2 separate regions of the Homo sapiens genome follow, and region 2 is linked to region 1. A link is an interaction called in ENCODE POLR2A ChIA-PET data of the cell type or tissue named here. Cell type or tissue: K562. All regions are shown on one strand. Each heading gives the region's core, and the rest is flanking DNA. Links, peaks and the distances in the headings are about the cores only.

Region 1 (10,104 bases), core at 847-8,846:
AAAGAACTTAAACAAATTTACAAGAAAAAAACAAACAACCCATCAAACAGTGGGCAAAGGATATGAACAGACACTTTTCAAAAGAAGACATTTATGCAGCCAATAGACATGCAAAAATGCTCATCATCACTGGTCATCAGAGAAGTGCAAATCAAAACCAAAATGAGATACCATCTCACACCAGTTAGAATGGCAATCATTAAAAAGTCAGAAAACAACAGATGCTGGAGAAGATGTGGAGAAATAGGAACACTTTTACACTGTTGGTGGGAGTGTAAATTAGTTCAACCATTGTGGGTCTTAAGAAAGTGTGGCTATTTCTCAAGGATCTAGAACTAGAAATACCATTTGACCCAGTGATCCCATTACTGGGTATACACCCAAAGGATTATAAATCATGCTACAATAAAGACACATGCACACGTATGTTTATTGCGGCACTATTGACAATAGCAAAGACTTGGAACCAACCCACCAATGATAGACCGGATTAAGAAAATGTGGCACATATACATCATGGAATACTATGCAGCCATAAAAAAGGATAAGTTCATGTCTTTTGCAGGGACATGGATGAAGCTGGAAACCATCATTCCAAGAAAACTATCACAATGACAGAAAACCAAAACCAAACACCACATATTCTCACTCATAGGTGGGAGTTGAACAATGAGAACACATGGACACAGGGTGGGAAACATCACACACCAGGGCCTGTTGGGGATGGGGTGCTGGGGGAGGGATAGCATTAGGAGAAATACCTAAGGTAAATGACGAGTTAATGGGTGCAGCAAAACAACATGACACATGTATACCTATGTAACAAACCTGCACGCTGTGCACATGTACCCTAGAACTTAAAGTATAATAAAAACATTTTAAAAATCATCCATATAACCAAAAACCACTTATACCCCTAAAGCTATTGAAATCTGGAAAAAAAAAAAAAAAAAGATGTCCCTTAACCACACTATCCAGGGCCAGATACAGCCTATGTTCCACTGGAAGGTCAAGTGAGTATGAAAGTTTAGGTTGCTGTCACTTATGTCCCCTAAGCTGAGCTATTAACCATTAGAGGCCTCTGCCTGGCCTGCATCACCAAGCAGGAGTGGCTGGTGACAATGCCACCAAAACAATGCCACTAATTGCTAACCAATGGTGGAGTTTTTATTTTGGGTGGCCCCTACTCAGCTGAAGACTGCATGCCCATGTGACCTTACTTTGGGGTGTTTATTGGGTCACGGCTTCTTACAGTGGGACATGTGGCCCTTTGAAGTACAATCTTTGGGCAATCTCGAGGGCTTATGCATCACTGCGCTTCTAGTGGGCAGCTGCAGCAATGGAGCTGTGGACTCCTTTCTTTTAAGAGACTTTTGTATCAGAAGAGAAAATACAGGCCCTTTATTCCAAATGTAAAGGGACTCCTTTATATCTGAGATTTTTATCCAGATCATTCACATAATTTTTAAAAATTGTCCTCAGTTATTAGAAGCATCATTCTGGGTGGCCTGGGCAGGGGCTCTGAAGATTGAGCACCTGTTTGGGGATCTTTCCCTTAGTGCTGTTATTGAATTAGGAAGCCCACACAAAACTTTGTCTTGGTCACACTTTGGGTCTATGTCTGGCCAAAGGCAAAGGATGAATGAGCCATCTGGTCACTTCCAGAGGACACTTGCTGCTCCTTCCTTTCTGGAAGTCATAAAACATGCATGCAGATCCAGAAAGCTCTGATTCCTTTCCTTTTTTAGATTATCTTTCCCCTGGTTCTTTTTAAGAATCATACATTGTTTAAAAAAAAAAAGAATCATATATTGTTAACTACAAAAGTTTTGCATGCTCATTGTAAGAACTGAAAAATGCATAAAACCTTAAAGAATAAGTTACTATTCTTCCCCCATCCATTCCTATCTTTCTGAAGTAACCAGAAGCTGTGTATCTTTCCTCCCCTTCCTTTTGTCTTGTCTTTCTCTCTCTTCTTTTTTTTTTTACAGAGTCTTTTCTCTCTTGCCCAGGCTGGAGTGTAGTGTGCAATAACATGATTTCGGCTCACTGCAGCCTTGAATTCCTGGGCTCAGGTGATCCTCCCATGTCAGCTCCCCCAAGTAGTTGGGACTACTGGTGCATGTCATAACGTCTGGCTAATACTTGTTTAATTTTTTGTAGAAACAGGTATTACCACGTTACCCAGTTTAGTCTCAAACTCCTGGACTCAAGTGATTTTCCTGCCTTAGCTCCCCTAAAATTCTGGATTACAGGCATGAGCTTCCTCCCCTTTCTCAGTGCTTATGCAAACATACGAACGCATATGTAGAATTTTTGCATTGTCTTCACAAAAAGTAGGATTATATCAAACACATTACTCTGCAGCTTGATTTTTAACTTAATATATTAGAGTCCTAAGGTACAATAGATACAATACAATAGATACAGACCTAGCTCATGTTTTAATCAGCTACATAGTTGTCATACAAACGTGTACTATTCAGCTCTTCCCTATTAATTGACACTTAGATTGTTGCCAGGTTTGTTTGTTTACTGTGTTGGTGCTTTTCATTTGTGTGGTGTGGATTCCCAAAATTGAACTTGCAGAGTCAGAAGGACATGTTTACATTTTAATAGCTATCGCTAAATGGCAATCCCCAAAGGTTGTTGACATCTGCATTTCACACTGGCAGCATATGAGCATGCCCTTTTCCCCAAGCTCTCCCCAGCCTTGACAGCTGCTTGTTTAATTTGTGCATGTGCCAATCTGATGGGAAAGCAGTGATGTCTCGTAGCTTTCATTTGCTCTTCCCAAATGCTATTGATACAGGAGTTAAGAAGAAATCACTTACCCAGATAGTAAGGGTATGGAACTCCTTGGTAAGGCTTTTCTCATTAATAAAAAGCAGCCCCAAATTATTTTCTTACAAAGAACAGCCTGTAAATTCAAGCTGCAGCCACAGATAAGCAAGATGGGAGCTTGCACAGGTGAATACTGGCAGGAACTAGGGACTAGACATGTTCAAGACGACAGCTCCATATTCCCTTCACTTTGTCAGCCACGTGAACAGTAAAGAGCAGACAAGATGGCACCGGGCAACTGGTAAGCTCAGTTGCATAAGATTACTTATTATGCAATGCTATGTAAACATCATACCTGATTGAACCAATCTGTGAGCCTTATGTAAATCAGACACCACCTTCTCCAGCGTACTTATAAAATCTGCTGCGGTCCACTATCTCCCGCTTTTCAGACATCTCTCTCTCACAAGGAGCTTCTCTTCTCTCTCCTTTCTCCTATTAAACTCTCCACTCCTTAACCTACCCACATGTGTCCATGTCCTCGATTCTTTCTTGGTGTGAGACAACAAAACCCAGGGTATACACCCCAGAAAATGTAGCCATTTCAGTTGGGGGTTCTCATCTGGGATTGGGATCAGAACAGAAGGTAGAATCATTGGAGTGGTAAGTATGGAGTGAACCTCAAAATCTGTCCTTTCATTCTGAGGCTCTCAGCCTGCATTTTAAAATCAAATTAAATCAATAACATGTATACATCAGCCATTTAAAAATATGATTATCATGGCTACCCTTCTTAAAGACTCGGATGTCAGGCTTACTGGGGAGAATATGGAAAATCCCCCAATACTCACAGGTCATTGGGTTCATTGGCCATGCTTTGAACAAGCTTCCTTTCATGGAGAACCTAACTATCATGTGAGGCCAGAAGTCCTGGAGCAACTAAAAGTTTCCAACCAGGGCACACCCTGGTGTTATTCAAAGGTTTCTGGACTAACCCAGCTTCTGACAGCCCATCTGGGTGTTAGTAAAGGATCCGCAGCTATCTTGTTGCAGAATTTTCCTCCTTTTCCTATCTATAGTCGCTATGTCTCTATCCTCTCTGTGTGCTCAGTGTGTGGAAAGTTTTACAGTTCAGGGAAGTAATCATGTTTGACAAGATCAGGGAATGTCGTACTAACCAGGGATATAGCTCAAGGGAAGGCAACTCTGTGATTTTCTATGAACAGAGGGTCCCCCCACACACAGTGAGCATCTCTCTCTGCCCTTGGTCTGGAGAGCACATGGCATTTCCAGGTCTCTCTCTGCCCTTGGTCTGGAGAGCACATGGCATGTCAAAGTCACTCTGCCCTTGGTCTGGACAGTATATGGCCTTTCAAGGTCCACTGTGCCACCTAGTGGAATAGGGATCCTCTCCACGAGGCACTTTGTCCGTCCTTCACCGAAACAGCCTCACTTTCCAATTCTCTCCCCTTTTTATGCCTCTCTACTAGAAACCAGGCTTCATGCTACTTCTGTAAATGGGAAAAATCTGCTGTCAACAATTAGGAGTAAAATATCCTCCAAAACCGAATTTTAGTCTCGGTACTGTCCCATCAGCAGCAAAAATGGCCATTTGGTCCTTATGTTCTCTTAAGGCACCTATTCTATCTCCAATTAGTATGGCTTCCAGTCTCACTTATCTGCGGCCACCTCCAACCATGCCACCAGCTCTTCCACCTCCACCATCTCCAAAATTTCCCACTCCCCCACCTTCACTCTTACCCCTACAGGAAATGCCCAATGGAGGTGATGCCACTAGGGTTCAAGTTCCCTTCTCATTGCAGGACCTTAGACAGGTAAAGGGAGACTTAGGCCAATTTTCTAATGACCCTGATAGGTATATAGAAGCTTTCCAAAATTTAACTCAGGTACTTGACTTCTCACGGAGGGATGTTATGCTGCTGCTAAGGCAAACCCTAACTGTGGCTGAAAAACAGGTAACTCTGCAGGTGGCAGAGAATTTTGGAGATGAGCAATATGTCTCCTATAACAGGCAAAAATGAAAAAGAGAAAATAGGGAAAGTGAAGAAATAGGGAAAACACCATTGTCAATAGGAAGGAAAGCAATACTTCTTGACAAGTCTAATTGGAACCCCAGAATTTTCTGTGGTATTTGACCTTCTTTCACAGTTTAAAATGGCTTCTATCTTCTTTTATAATGTTCTTCCAACCTGGGAAAAGTCAATTTTCCAAACCTTAAAATGATTGGCTTAGAGTTGAGCTAAGGGGAAGAGAACCCAGAAGCCTGACATGCTAGCAGAGTAAAAATTTCTTACCAGTCAGACTTTTGGCTCCTCTCTCCCTGTGCAAACCAGTAAAAGGGATAATAAGGATCATTGTTTATATTCTCTGTAAAGTTTTAACTAATGAAAAAGGATTTGTGAGTTTGGTCTTAAGCTGTAGCCAATCTGGTGTGCTTTGTGTGTTTTTCTGTATGGTTCTGTCAAAAGAAAGGGTACTTTAGGTTAGGTTACAGACACAGGAAACCAAAAGCCTGCTGTTCAAGCAAGCCAAACAAAATAATCAGTAACAAACTTGGTTACAGGCCACCATCTTGTTTCATGTCCTTGGGAACATGACCTGTAACCACATGGCAGTACTTTGTTTTAGTCTCTGCCATTTTACAATGGTGGCTGTCTTCTTGTGCTAAGTCAATTCCTGGGTGAGGGCCACAAAATCAGATAAGCCAGTTTGTCAATCTGGGTAGTGCCAGCTGATCCATCTAGGGTAATGTTTATAAAATATCTTAAGCACTGATCTTGAGAGCAGTTAAGGAAGGGTCAAAAATCTTGTAGCTTCCAGCTGTATGACTCCTGAGCCATGGTTTCCAGTCTTGTGGCTAGTTTTTTGGTCTGGTCCCCAAACAAGAGGGAAGTATATCTTAGGAAAGGACTGTTATCATCTTTGTTTTGGACTACAAACAGTGAACCAGGCCCCTCCCAAAGTTGGTTCAGCCTACACCCAGGGATGGGCAAGGACAGCTTGGGGGCTGGAAACAAAATGAAGTTGGTTGGGTCAGATCTCTTCTACTGTCTCAGTAACAATTTTTTAAACACAGTTTCAAAAGCGCTTATCACCCCCTTAAAAATACTTTGTACACTCGCGGTTAAGTCATAACCTAATTAAGGCTTGTTGGCTTCAACTGTGAGGTTAATTTTTGTAAAGTTCAAAAACCAAAAATTTTAACTCCTTGGCATGGCTAAAGTTGAGTAACAAAAGAATTAAAAGAATTTTCTTAAAGAACACTCAGTTTAATTAAAAGTGGATATTCAAGTTATAGGTATATTTAAAAGACCTTTATATTTTTCTCTTCTTAAATTTTTCTGGGAAAAGGGTTTTTTTCTCCATCAACTGAATTATTTTTCTCCATTCTTTGTCTTGACACTTTTAACACATGCACAAGAGGCCCTAAGATAACTTCTGGTAACATGGGATTCCTTGGGAAAAACAGAGACCACAGACTCCATTTTGGGGGGGAAAACCCTCTGTTTTCCTCATAAAACCCCAGGAATTAAAAGCAGATAGTTCCCTCTCAAAATCAAAGGCTCTGTACTATTTTGCATTGTGTTATCTGACAGTTTTAAGTTTGAGGGGCATCAAATTACTGCACATTACAGAGACCTTTGGTGTCTAATAACCAGGTAAGGAAAACACTTTAAGGGATGGCTAATAGTAGTTATAAATCAGAGAAGCATGTTATTGGCCACCTGAAAGATATGGAAATATCCCCACCCCCCACTGAGAGATGAGGCTCCTGTGGGAAATGGGCTGATTACAAAATAAGCCAATTGTCTTTGGGTTGCCTTGCAATGAAATGCATAGTAGAGGCACTGCACACTGTCTTCTCCCATAGAATCTCCCTCCTTTTGGGGATCCAAGATCCAGAATAAAATGGCACCCTTAATTTTGAGGATCTGCCTTTGCCTTCAGCTGTGCTTGCTTATTTTGCCCTAGAAATGCATGCCTTCCTGGCACTGTTCCTCCAAGGGCTCCACCCTGAAGCAAGTAATCCAATTAAGAAATTGGCAAATACAAAAATCGTACAAGTGTTGAATCTTCTGTTTGTGGTCGCTATAAATGTGTTGTGTGTAATGTCTATAAAAAGAGCTCTAATTGATTGGCTTAAAGAAAAATAGGCACTTAAGTCAAATATTTTTTAGTTCATATGACTTTAATCTTTAAGAAACAAAAATAGTCTTAAGGGTTATTGGTAAAATGCAAGTGTCATCAAAATTCAAATAGGTGGTCTAAATCATACAACTTAGATACTAGGTTTGCTAAATGTTCCAAGGTTGTATTACTGGTTGCTTTACAGATAGGTAAGGCCTTGGACACGTAGAGTTAGATACTAGAAAGAGTCAAACCTTATCTGTACTTCTATCTGGGTCCTAGGTTCCACACCTGGTAAATAATTACAATCACTTACTAACCAGGTTTTTCACCAATGTAAAAATTGCTAAGAGTTAACAGCGCAACATGTATTTGAGATGACTAAACAGTTTTATCTGCAAAGTGTATAAAAACAGTAAAGTATGTCTTTTAGTAAAAGATTACAAGAAAGCATAGAAATGTAAATTTTGCCTAGGGATAAGGGATTATCTTAAATTTGATATGATAAAGGTAAAGGTTTAAGTAAGTTGTGGAAGATTGTAAAAATTAATCTTGCAAAAAATGTGTAAACATTAACTAAATTCAAAATGGTATCTTATAGTCTTTTCACAGATTGAACATTGAAATAAAAGCACAGCAAAGCTGTCTTAAGACAATCATCTTCCCTTTAGCAAAAGGGGTTATAAAAGGTTTCTATAGATTTCACCTCATGGTTACATTGGTTAAGATTAGATGGAATTGTCTATGAGGTTTCATTAGAAATTGGGGTTTAACATTAATAAACTAATGCAAGGGAAGATTTTGGCTTTGAACAGGATTTCCATGCAGTAGTAAAGGCTAATGAAAGGTTTTTGCTTTTTGAGTCATCATTTTGGCAAAATAAGTAATTTACGGTAATGTGGAATTCTATTTTGTAACATCAAGTGTTTTAAACCTCTAACACTTAACAGGCATTCCAAAATCAAACTTCAAGTTTCAAAATTGTCTTTCCTGATGCCTGGCATTCTGGATGGTTCAGAGGGCCCCTGAAACATTCAGAAAAGAGGTGTACAGGATTGTTTGACCTGTTTAGTCACATGAAATTGCCAAATGATGTCCAATTCTCTTTAAGTTATATTTTGGTGAATACTAATATATGTTCCAAAATTGTATGGGATTTCTAAAATTCTACCTTCTGAGTATATGCTATCAATCATAATTAATGGTAAAGTTATTGTAAACCATGGAGATAACTGAACTTCATCAGTCATGTTTTTAACTGTAACTACCCTGGAAATTTTGTCATTCACGGACAATTGTTGTCTTGCTTTGTTCCTTCTCAAAAGATGGTTTATAATCAAGCTATATTAAGGACTTTAACACATGTTCTCGAATGCAGGTTTTTAATAGCTTTGAAGATTGTAACATTGGAATAGAGAAAGAACATACAAGGCTCATGAAAAACTGAAATGTTTACAAATGTCAAGCAAAACAAGAGTTAACTAAATGGCCTGCCCTCAGAAAGTTAAAGCAATGTTTTTGACTTTTGCTTGGAATATTCCTGATCCTTGTTTTGTTTTTCAGAGTCAAGGAAGCTTGTTTTGAACTATTTGTGGCCTTTATTAATTGAGTAAGGTATGCTGCTGTGAACAAAATTTGGAAGATGTTTGTTTCTGTCTAGTTCCTCTAGAATGTGGAAACTATCTGTGAGTATTCTTAACATATGGCAATATAGTTGTTTAGATCAATGCAATACAAATCCATTTTTTTTTTGCAACAGGACACAATTGGAAAAACTGGCTATTTTATCAAGGCTTTGACTGGACAGGTATGCTTCCCTTTAAGGAGTCAATCTTGACCTGCAGAGCCAATAAAAGCCCCTTGGGGAAGACTGGCCTCATACCTTGTCTACACAGTCCATGTACAGGGTTTCTGACCTGTGGTCAGTAAAGAATGTCACTTTCTAACAGGTCCAGGAGCTCACAGGTATTTGAGGAGATGAACCCATGGCTGGGCTCAGCTCTAAGGGATCCTATTTAAGATTCCTTGTGGAATAGAGTTCCATCAAAGTCAATCCAAAAGGCCCATGTAGAGATAAGCATTGTTGCTGCACTTTATGCAAATGATCAGGCCAAATATAAGACTGAAGTTTATTCTACAAACAACACAGTCCTATAACCATTTGTGAAGTGAGAACTGGAGAGAAAAAGATTACGCTCCAAAGCTTACCAACATTTGTCATTAAATCCTAGTCTTACAGCCGGGCATGGTGGCGGGCGCCTGTAGTCCCAGGTACTCAGGAAGCTGAGGCAGGAGAATAGCGTGAACCCAGGAGGCAGAGCTTGCAGTGAGACAAGATCGCGCCACTGCACTCCAGCCTGGGTGACAGAGTGAGACCCTGTCTCAAAAAAAAAAAAAAAAAAAAAAAAAAAAAAAAAAAAAAAAAACAAGAAATGATCTTGTATGGTAAATACTTGTCTCAAAGAGAATGCTTGGTTGTTTAAAACATGGATGTTAAGGACAAGTCACTAGCTTCAAGCATGTTGTAGATGGATCATGGAAGTAATGAAAGGATTAAAAGGATGATAAATACTTGTCCTTAAATGAAGAGTTGGTTGTTTAAAAAGAAGGGTCTTTAGGACAAGTCAGAAAGTTTAAGCATGTCTTAGATGGTCTGTGGAAGTCATGAGGGGATTAATAATTGCAGGAAAGATTTAGCCAAAGTTAACACTGAAGTTACTGTAGCCACCCAAATTCAATGCCACTTATTCTAAAAAAGAACGTTACTTTTATATTAATGTTTCAGCAGCATCTGGTGGAAGGAAACCAGTATCACAACCCATTGGAATGACTGACAGCAATCAAACTCCAAATGGTGCTGCAGATCAAGCCACACATGGACACATCTTTCTTCCAAGGACCCTTAGATCAACCCAGGAGGAGTCCTAGCTGCTGTTACCCACATGATGGCCCCTTTCAGCAGGAAGTAGCCAGAAAGAGTCATCATCCAATTTCCCCAACAGCAATTAGGGTTAACACTCCAGAGCGGGGAGTGATACAGGAGGTAAGAAGAAATCACTAAGGCAGATAGAGCAGACAGTATGACACTGATCAACCAGAAAACCTATTTGCATAATAAGATCAGGGTGAGACAACCAGGCTTCCCTGCATGCTATGTGAATGTCATACCTG
Region 2 (8,000 bases), core at 1-8,000, 99 kb after region 1:
CACCCAACACACACTTGGCTTTGGCCAAGGCCCAGGTTGATGCAGCGAGAACAGGGCCTGCCCTCGTGGGGTGTGCAGTCTGTGCTGAGCAGGGTGAGCTGCTGTGCTCTGTGCCTGTCGCCTGGACTGTTGCAGGGACCTGGCATGTGACTGTGGGTTTGGGACACAGGGAATGGATTCTTCCCTCTGTCCCCAGCCTCTCAGTCCTTTTGTTTTCTAGAATCTCAGGAGGAACCTCAGAGACCTGGAGGCCCCACCAGAGTGGCCAGAACCTGGTGCAGGAGTATGGGTGGGGTCTCAGTCTGGCCCTCAGGAGCTTCTAGAACAATTCCAGGAATTTGCAGGTAACTGGATTGACTTCACAAGGGCTGCCCAGGGCCCCCGCAGAGAGGCCAGTGGGACAGGAATGCTGAATATAGCAATTCAGGAATGCTGAATTTAGTCATCTTGTGTGTGAACACATGTGTGCGGCTTCCTCCCCTGGAGGCAAGGAAGGCAGCCCTGTGCTGTCTGTCCCACGCTAGCCTCAGAATACTTAAGACGGTGTGTGGTGGCAAAGGCACTCTCACTGCTGCTGACCATGGCAGGTGCACGGGCACACTGGAGGAGGCAGGTCAGCATGCTGCTCTCCCGAACCCTCCAGCAAGGAAACCTGGGGTAGCCAAGCCTCTGAGCACCTGTGAGCACTGTGCTTGGCTGGAAGGAGCACAAAGCGAAATGAACAGAGGCGTCAGTGCAGATGCCAAGGGTCAGCCCCAGGCAGAATCCCAGAGCAGAGGCTATGCTGCGGCCTGGGCAGAATGAAGAGGGACGTGGGAGCACCCAGACTGTTGTGGCTCCGGGGTGGTGAGGTGAGCATTCCAGTCTAGGTGGCAGAAGACCTGGAGTCAGGTCCTGGTCCCACCATCCTAGGTCCAGCCCCTTTTTCTCTGAACCTCATTATCCTCATCCATACCCAAAGCCAAGAGTGCCCTGCCCTGTCCCCACACCAGCCCCTGCCACACATTTTGGCCCTTTCGTGCGAACACCGCCAGGGGAGGCGCTTCACAGGATTGAACCAACAGGGACCGCTTGACAGATCCTAGAGCACATAGGAGGAGACATCAGCCCTCTGGACTGAGCCGGAGGAGCAGAACCTCACGCGATTCATCCATTCATTTGTTCAGCTAACATTTACCAGCGCCTGCTGCATGCCAGGCACTGTGCCAGGTGCAGGGGTACAGCAGGGACGTAGCATCCACTCACAGTGCTCACACCAGACGGGCAGGGGTTGACAGTAACACATGTTACTAAGTGCTGCACTGTGGAGAACACTAAAGCAGAAGGTGGGGGACACGAGATGGGGGTGGGGGACTGACACAGTGCCATGCAGAAGTGCTGGGTGAGTGGTGTGGCTGAGCAGGGGAGAGACAGCAGGTGCAAAGGCGCTGAGCAGACACTCCCTGGCCCCTGGAGGCCCCACCAGAGTGGCTGGAACCTGGTGCAGGAGTGTGGGTGGGGTGTCAGGGCCAGGTCCTGCAGGACTCAGTGGGCCCCAATGAGGCAGGAAGACCTTGGCAGGGTTGGAGCAGAGAAGAGACTGGAGCTGCCCTCCCAGGAGGAGCTAATCTACACTTTGAAAAGATCTCTCTGCTGAGGTGGGAAAATAGGCTAGGGTGGGGTAAGGCTGGGGGCCATGAGGGGCTACTGCAACATCCCAGGCAGAGAGGCTGCTGACCCAGGGGTGGGAGCTCTGGAGGCCCTGAGAAATGCAGGTGGGAGATTTGTTTTTTTAAAGCTGCAGCTTTTAAAGGACAGCTGCAGTTTTGGTCTGAACCAGTAGAAAGATGGAGCTGGTATTGGCTGAGAAGCAAGATACAGAAAAACCCATTCTGGAGAGGTGGGGAATTAGGAGGTGGGTCTGAGACCTGGAGAGCCATTGATGGGCACATGTGGCCAGAGGGAGAGCAAGGCTGGAGGTGGCAACCTGGAGCCCCTGGCACTGAGGTGTGTGGCAGGCCGGGGACCACGTGAGGTCACTTAGGGATCAAGGGTAGGTAGGATCAGAAGAGGCTGAGCTGGGCTCCTGGGCCTCCACTGTGGGGAGGATGAGTTGAGAAGCATCGAGAAAGAGAGATTGAGGATTGACGGGCAAGTGAGGTGGAAGCACAGTCACAGTGGCGCCTCGGGAGGCTGGAGAAGAGCGGGTCCCAGAGAGCAGGTCCCCTGTGTCAAGCAGGCAGGGCATGCCCAGGGACTGAGCAATGCAGGCACAGCTGGCCACATGATTTTGGGGGCCCCCATTTGAAAATTATTAAGGGCCTGACATGATGGCGCACACCTGTAATCCTATACTATGGGAGACTGAGGTAGGAGGATCACTTGAAGTCAGGAGTTTGAGACCAGCCTGAGCAACATGTAAGAGCCTGTCTCTACAAAAGTAAAACTAAAATTATGCATTCCAGAACAGCAACAGCAGAGCATTAAAACTGTATGGATGCCCAAGTGAGTGCCCAGGAAGCTGGCTGGTCACAGGGACCTCAAGGATAATATTGGGGATGTAGTGGCCCCTGTGGAGAAGGAAGGCCTGGAGGGTGGGCCCGCAACCTGCCTGCTGCCCAGTCCCCACAGCATTTCTCCTCCCTTCCCTGAGTGGGCGGGTGGGTTGCGTTGGACTTTCAGGGCCGCTGGAGTCAGTCACACCCAGCCTGTGAGCTTCACCTTGGCACCATGGCCCAGGGAACCCAAAGTGAAAACTGCAGCAGGCAATTGCCTGCTGCAATTCTTCACTAAATGTCTTGCTTCTTGCCCCTTGGTCTGTGGACCCTTGGGCAAGAGGCAGCAGGAGGCACATCTTGAGGTTGAGGTTTAGATGGTCCCATCAGCAGGCCCTGGACCTACATGGCCACAGCTTCACACAGCAATGGCTTCTTTGCGTTCATCTCTTTTCCAAAGGAAGCTGCCACATCACAGAGTTTTGAGTTATTTGCTTCTAAATTAAGGTATAACTCTCTTTTAGAGACGTCCCTGGAGAATCCATCAAAAAGTGCTAAGAAGCGAGACTGTTAAAAGCCACAGTGCAGGGAGGGGCCTTACACATAGTGTCAAGCCCGGGGGTGTTCCTTCTAGCAGCCTCCAACCAGAAACACACCCCGTCCCCGAGGGCTCAGCCAGGCCTCTCATGGCCATGGGGGACCGTGGTTGTGGTTAGAGCAAACCTTTCAGGAGACCCTTGGCCCCTGGGATGGAGAGCTGCCAGGACAGAGGTCCCTTTGTGAGGTCTGCCCCTGTGAGTCACGGAGGCCAAGGTCCTTTGTGAGGTCTGCCCCTGTGAGGTCTGCTCCTTTGTGAGGTCTGCCCCTGTGAGTCATGGAGGCCAAGGTCCTCTGAGGTGTGGAGAGTGGACCTCATGTGCCCAGTGCCTTAGTAGGTCTGGGCAGCCCCGCATCTGGGCAGCATGGTCCCTCTCACCCTGGTTGGTCATAGGAAGGGTGGCTGAGGAGGAGGCTGTGCTGGAGGCTGGCATGGCAGTGAGGGCTGGCTCTTAGGCTGTGGCCCTGCTCCAGACAGGGCTGGTGGGGCCTCTATGTAGAACAGCGCCATGTTCCTGACCATGTTTCCTATGCCCTTTCCTGCTGCTATTTTTTTCCCCTTAGCACTCGCCACAGCGTGACCTGCTCCCTATTTGATTCATTCATCGTATGTGTTTGTGTAAGCTCCATGAGGGCAGGGACGTTGCGGAGTCACCATTGAGAATCGCCACCCAGGGAGTCGCTGTGGAGGGACTGAATATTCGCAGACAGTCATGCCTCAGTGGCCCTGTCCAGCCCCTTTTGCCCTAGGGCTGAGCTGTGTGCTCGTGCGCTGCAGAACCCCTGCTCCAGCTCAACCCTCTGCTCCTAAGAGGTTGTACCTTTGGGTCCCCAGAGATGTGTCTCTGGGCCTCAGGTTTGGCCACCAAACACAAACCACCCTCAGGTGGATGCTACCAGCTGGGCCCCGTCAGGCCCAACTGTGGGTTACTCTCAAGCCAGAGGCAGGTGGACAGATGCCTCGGGCTGACGCCGGGCCACTCAGTGATGCAATGTGACTCAGTGGGGCCTTTGTCAGACACGGGGATTCACAGAGTGATGACCTTCAGAGGCATGTCTATGGAAAACTGTCCTAAGGGGATGAGCCAAGACCCTGAAGGTAGTAAAGGAACATGATGATGGTAGAGTGGCCTTTCCAGGTGGCCCCTGTGCCCCAAGATCAAGGAGTGGCCTCTCAGGCCAGTAGAGGAGCTCAGGGCAGGGGAAGGCACCAGGCCTGGGTAGAAGTCCAGCTCTGCCTGTGATGGTGACCCTGCGAATGCTTTCCACTCTCTGGGCCTTCCTTGCCTTTGAGTTGGAAGCTCTGGGCTGGGTCAAGTGTACAGATAGTTTCCTTCCTTATCTCAACTCTGGAGTGACCGTCCAAAGCATGCTGTGCTGAAGAGGATTCTAAGGCTGTGCTGCAGCCCAGAGGGAAAGAGTCATGGTCGATTAGTGATGTCTGCAGCGGGCACGGGAGGCAGGATTTAGATGAGCTTGCCAGTGACTGGTGAACCTCACCACTGTACCCCCTCCTATCTAGCAGCTTTAACCCACCCTATCTCTCCTTACATGCCCCTTCCTTAGTGACACTGATGCTAACCCCTTATTGGGAAGGACTGGCCTCCGTCTTCCTGAGTCCCATGAGCAGCTCAGGTCATTGCTTGCTGACTGTCTCTTCTCTCATTTGATGCCTCACTCCCTGTAGTGACCTCAGGGTCCAACCCCATGCTTCGTTCATGGCAGCCTCTTTCTGTACACTGAAGAATGAATAAGTGAATGAGTGGTAGAGACTCAACCACTCTACAAGGCCGGGAGCCTCCTCTTGGATGTACACCTGATGTTGATCTCTGTTCCAGCAAGGAGCCCCTAGAAGCCTTCTTGGAATTGGGAGGCTGGATGGCCACGGAAACAAGGTGCTAAACCGTGTGGTTTCAGCTCCAGGTGTTGCAGGAGTGGGGTCAGCAAGGGAGGAGGGGGCAAGGTGACTAAGGAGGGCTGAGGCATGTAAAGTACCAGGCTCTGTGTTTGTGGGGCCCGGTGGTCCTGTCTGACCTTGGCTATGGAGCAGCTAATCAGGCTTCCCCAGAGGCAAAGCTGGGAAAACCTTCCAAGCTGCCAAGAGGGGCCTTCTGAAGACCCTTCTGACTATGGGTGGGAGAACTTGGCACCTACAGCCTTCACCCTGACCCCAGCAGGCCCTGACCCCCTGTGAACTGGTGGTACCTCACCCCTACTCCTCTTGCACCCCCACACTAGTGGCCCTACCCCTAACTGTGGCCAGGCCAGGGGAGGAGCAACTCCACCATGAGGGCTTGGCCCTCATGCCTCCTCCTGCCCAGCTCTGCATGGCATGTCCCTCTGGCCTTAGCTGCCCCAGCTGCATGTGGCCTCAGGCCAGCCCCACCCAGCCCTCTTGCTTCCTGTGGCCCTGTAGAGTGGCTACCAGGACCCCTGCTGGTGAGGGCGGGTGCGGGTGGCCTGTCTCCGAGCTGGGCTTTCCTCCAGCATGGTCACCCCCTCACCCGCTCAGTTACCTCTGATATGCTGTGCAAACATATTTCTCGATGAAATGCTGGGAAGAAAAATAATTAGAGTGTTGCCTCCATTATCCAATTTCGGATTAATCAAACTCTCTTTGTCCTCGGCCAAAATCTATTCATTTCCCTTAAACACTGGGCCAGTGCCAGGCATTGATTTCCTCTATGATAACACCACGCACGCAAGCACAGCCATGCCCAGCCTTGCCCCACCCCGTGGCTGGGACACAGAGGCACTGGTGGGGCTGCCCTTGTCCCCCCAACACTGCCCACCTCCTCCAAGGAGTCTCCTGGCCACACTGACACCCCCATCTCTGTCGTGGCTCCTGGAGTGCTTGGCCTCAGTCTCCAGTGTGTTTGTCTTGCCACGCTGGCTGTTCTGGGGCTCTCCCTCCTCCCAGGATGGTGTGGAATGGATAGAGGAGGTGTGGAGGGTGTGGCCACTGCGGTCCCCAGGGACCACAGGGAATGGGCTGCAGCCCCAGGCTCTGGGTGGGCCAGGGTTTGGGGGATTATCCCCATCACTGGCACAGGAAGAAGGCCAAGGGTGAGGGCCAGGGCTTCTAAGGGGGCTGAGGGGCCATGCAATGTATGTGGGGTGGGAGCACACTTGCAGGGGTAGCAACAGAAGCCCAGCCCCAAAGGGCTTACAAGATGAGGGGACATCCTGGCTCCCGGGCCTGAGGGCTTAGTCGTGGGGCAGCATCAGGATCGGCCAAGTCCAGGTGGGCGGGGGCTGTGCGTCTACCCGTGTCCACCCAGGGAAGGCCACGGGCCTTTCCAGAAGACCTCCCAGAAGTCCCCAACTATCCCCTCCGTGAGCCACGTTGACCGATTCCTCACTCAGTCACTACGAGGGCCTGGGATTGATTTATTGGCACCTGCTTGGTGCTAGGTCCATGTGGGCACATGGGATACATCAATGAACAAACAGACCAACAGTCCCTGCCCTATGGCACAGTGGGAAAGAGGTGGGCGATAAACACTCTAAGTAAATTATACAGTGTGCTAGAAAGGGACCATGCTTGGGGCAAGGCAGCACACGTGGTGTGGCTGTGTGCGAATATGGGGGTCATTTTCCATCGTAAATAGGATGGGCAGGGAGGCCTCCTAAGGAAGGGACATCTGAGCCATTGGATGGGGAGAGGGCGCGGAAGCGAAGTCCACTTGGCTTTCTGGACAAAGAGTTTTCCAGGAGGAAGGAACAGCCAGTGCACAGGCCCTGAGTTAAGAGTGAGGGATGGTGCTAGAGAGGCAGCTAGAGGCAGCATGGCAGGAGTGGGGGAGGGGGAGCATGGGCGTGGGAGTCAGAGAGGCCAGGCATTGCACAGCCCTGGTGCCCTGGCTGGACTTTGACTCGGGGTCTGCCCATGTCAAGCAAGCGTCGGGAGCAAACATGAGAAGGTTTCAAGCACAAGTGAGACATACTCTGCCTCATTTTTACAAGGATGCCCCTGGCTGCTGGTGGAGCACAGGGCACAGGGGGCTGGAGACAGCAAGACCAGAGAAGTCATACTGCTGCAAAACAGATGAGAGGCTGGGGCTGGCTAGCGGGAGTGAGTGGTAGAATTCTGGACAGTCAGGGCAATTAAGGGTTCCCCTGAGGCTGGCTGGGTCCAGCCACAACCTGTGGTGCCAGCCTCAGTTCTCAAGGAAAGGGACGCAGGGAAGGCGTGCTGGGCATGTAGTGGACACCACTCATGCCCCTAGGTCCCCAAGGTAGGGGATGGGATTGTGGGATGCCACACATGGAGGCAGAGGGCAGGAGGTTGCAGGGCCTCAAAGACCCAGAAGGTGAAATCAGATTCCCCACTCAAGTGAGGGTTTGATGGAGTCAGCAGTTTCCTTCCCTGGGGAAACTGGGGAGCCAGGAGCCTGGGGCTACGGCTCTCTCCAAGGCAGCAACCTCTTTGATTTGGCTCTTAATGAAGGCCCCACTTCTTCTCTGCTGTCATGGCCACCCTCTCCTCCATAGGTGGAACCTTTGCATATTGATTTATTTATTTACTCCTGGCCCAGAGAAATATCTGGCTTGATTTCCTCCTGAGTCAGTGTTCCTCAGGCGACACTATCACCCTTTGTCTGGTCAGCCGTGGTGGCTGTGGGCCAAAAGACAGGACAGGTGGCTGAGGGTGTCCAGAGCCAGGACAGCACAGGGTTACAGGGAAGGGCCTCCCTGTTCATCTCATCTCCCCGGTCATCTCATCTCCCCTTCCTTTAGCAGAAGGACACTGGGAGGCCCAGCCGGGGCATAGCCTGGGGTTGTCTGTAGGATGGGGACACTGTGTTCACTAACCGTAGTCCTTCCTCCCATCTGCTCGGACTATGGCTTCAGGATAGGCAGAGAGCTTTGAGGAGGCAAAGAAAGGAGGACCTGTTTCTAAGGTGAGACCCGTTGCGGATCTGCAGG

The links. Peaks named below come from ENCODE experiments on the same cell type or tissue, not always from the same donor. Only the 100,000 strongest peaks of a DNase experiment are listed, where the experiment ranks them.
Region 2: POLR2A ChIA-PET joins it to region 1 with 5 read pairs; 4 of 35 experiments call an interaction of 5 or more read pairs at or near these places.

The regions. Positions count from the first base shown.
Region 1 is chr22:22,972,275-22,982,378 of GRCh38, forward strand. No RefSeq gene overlaps it. Among named protein-coding and RNA genes, the nearest start is that of IGLL5, 90 kb to the left of the region's middle. In K562, for the core only: no CTCF peak of the experiment used is centred there; DNase peaks (open chromatin) are centred at 1,168, 3,358, 3,842, 4,187 and 3 weaker places.
Region 2 is chr22:23,072,589-23,080,588 of GRCh38, forward strand. All of the region lies in intron 4 of RSPH14 (radial spoke head 14 homolog), which reads right to left. The region is part of intron 1 of GNAZ (G protein subunit alpha z); the gene reads left to right. Among named protein-coding and RNA genes, the nearest start is that of GNAZ, 6.1 kb to the left of the region's middle. RefSeq lists enhancers at 1-394, 4,762-5,698, 5,699-6,634. In K562, for the core only: CTCF peaks have their summits at 1,020 and 5,511; DNase peaks (open chromatin) are centred at 3,203 and 5,503; H3K27me3 peaks cover 7,710 bases.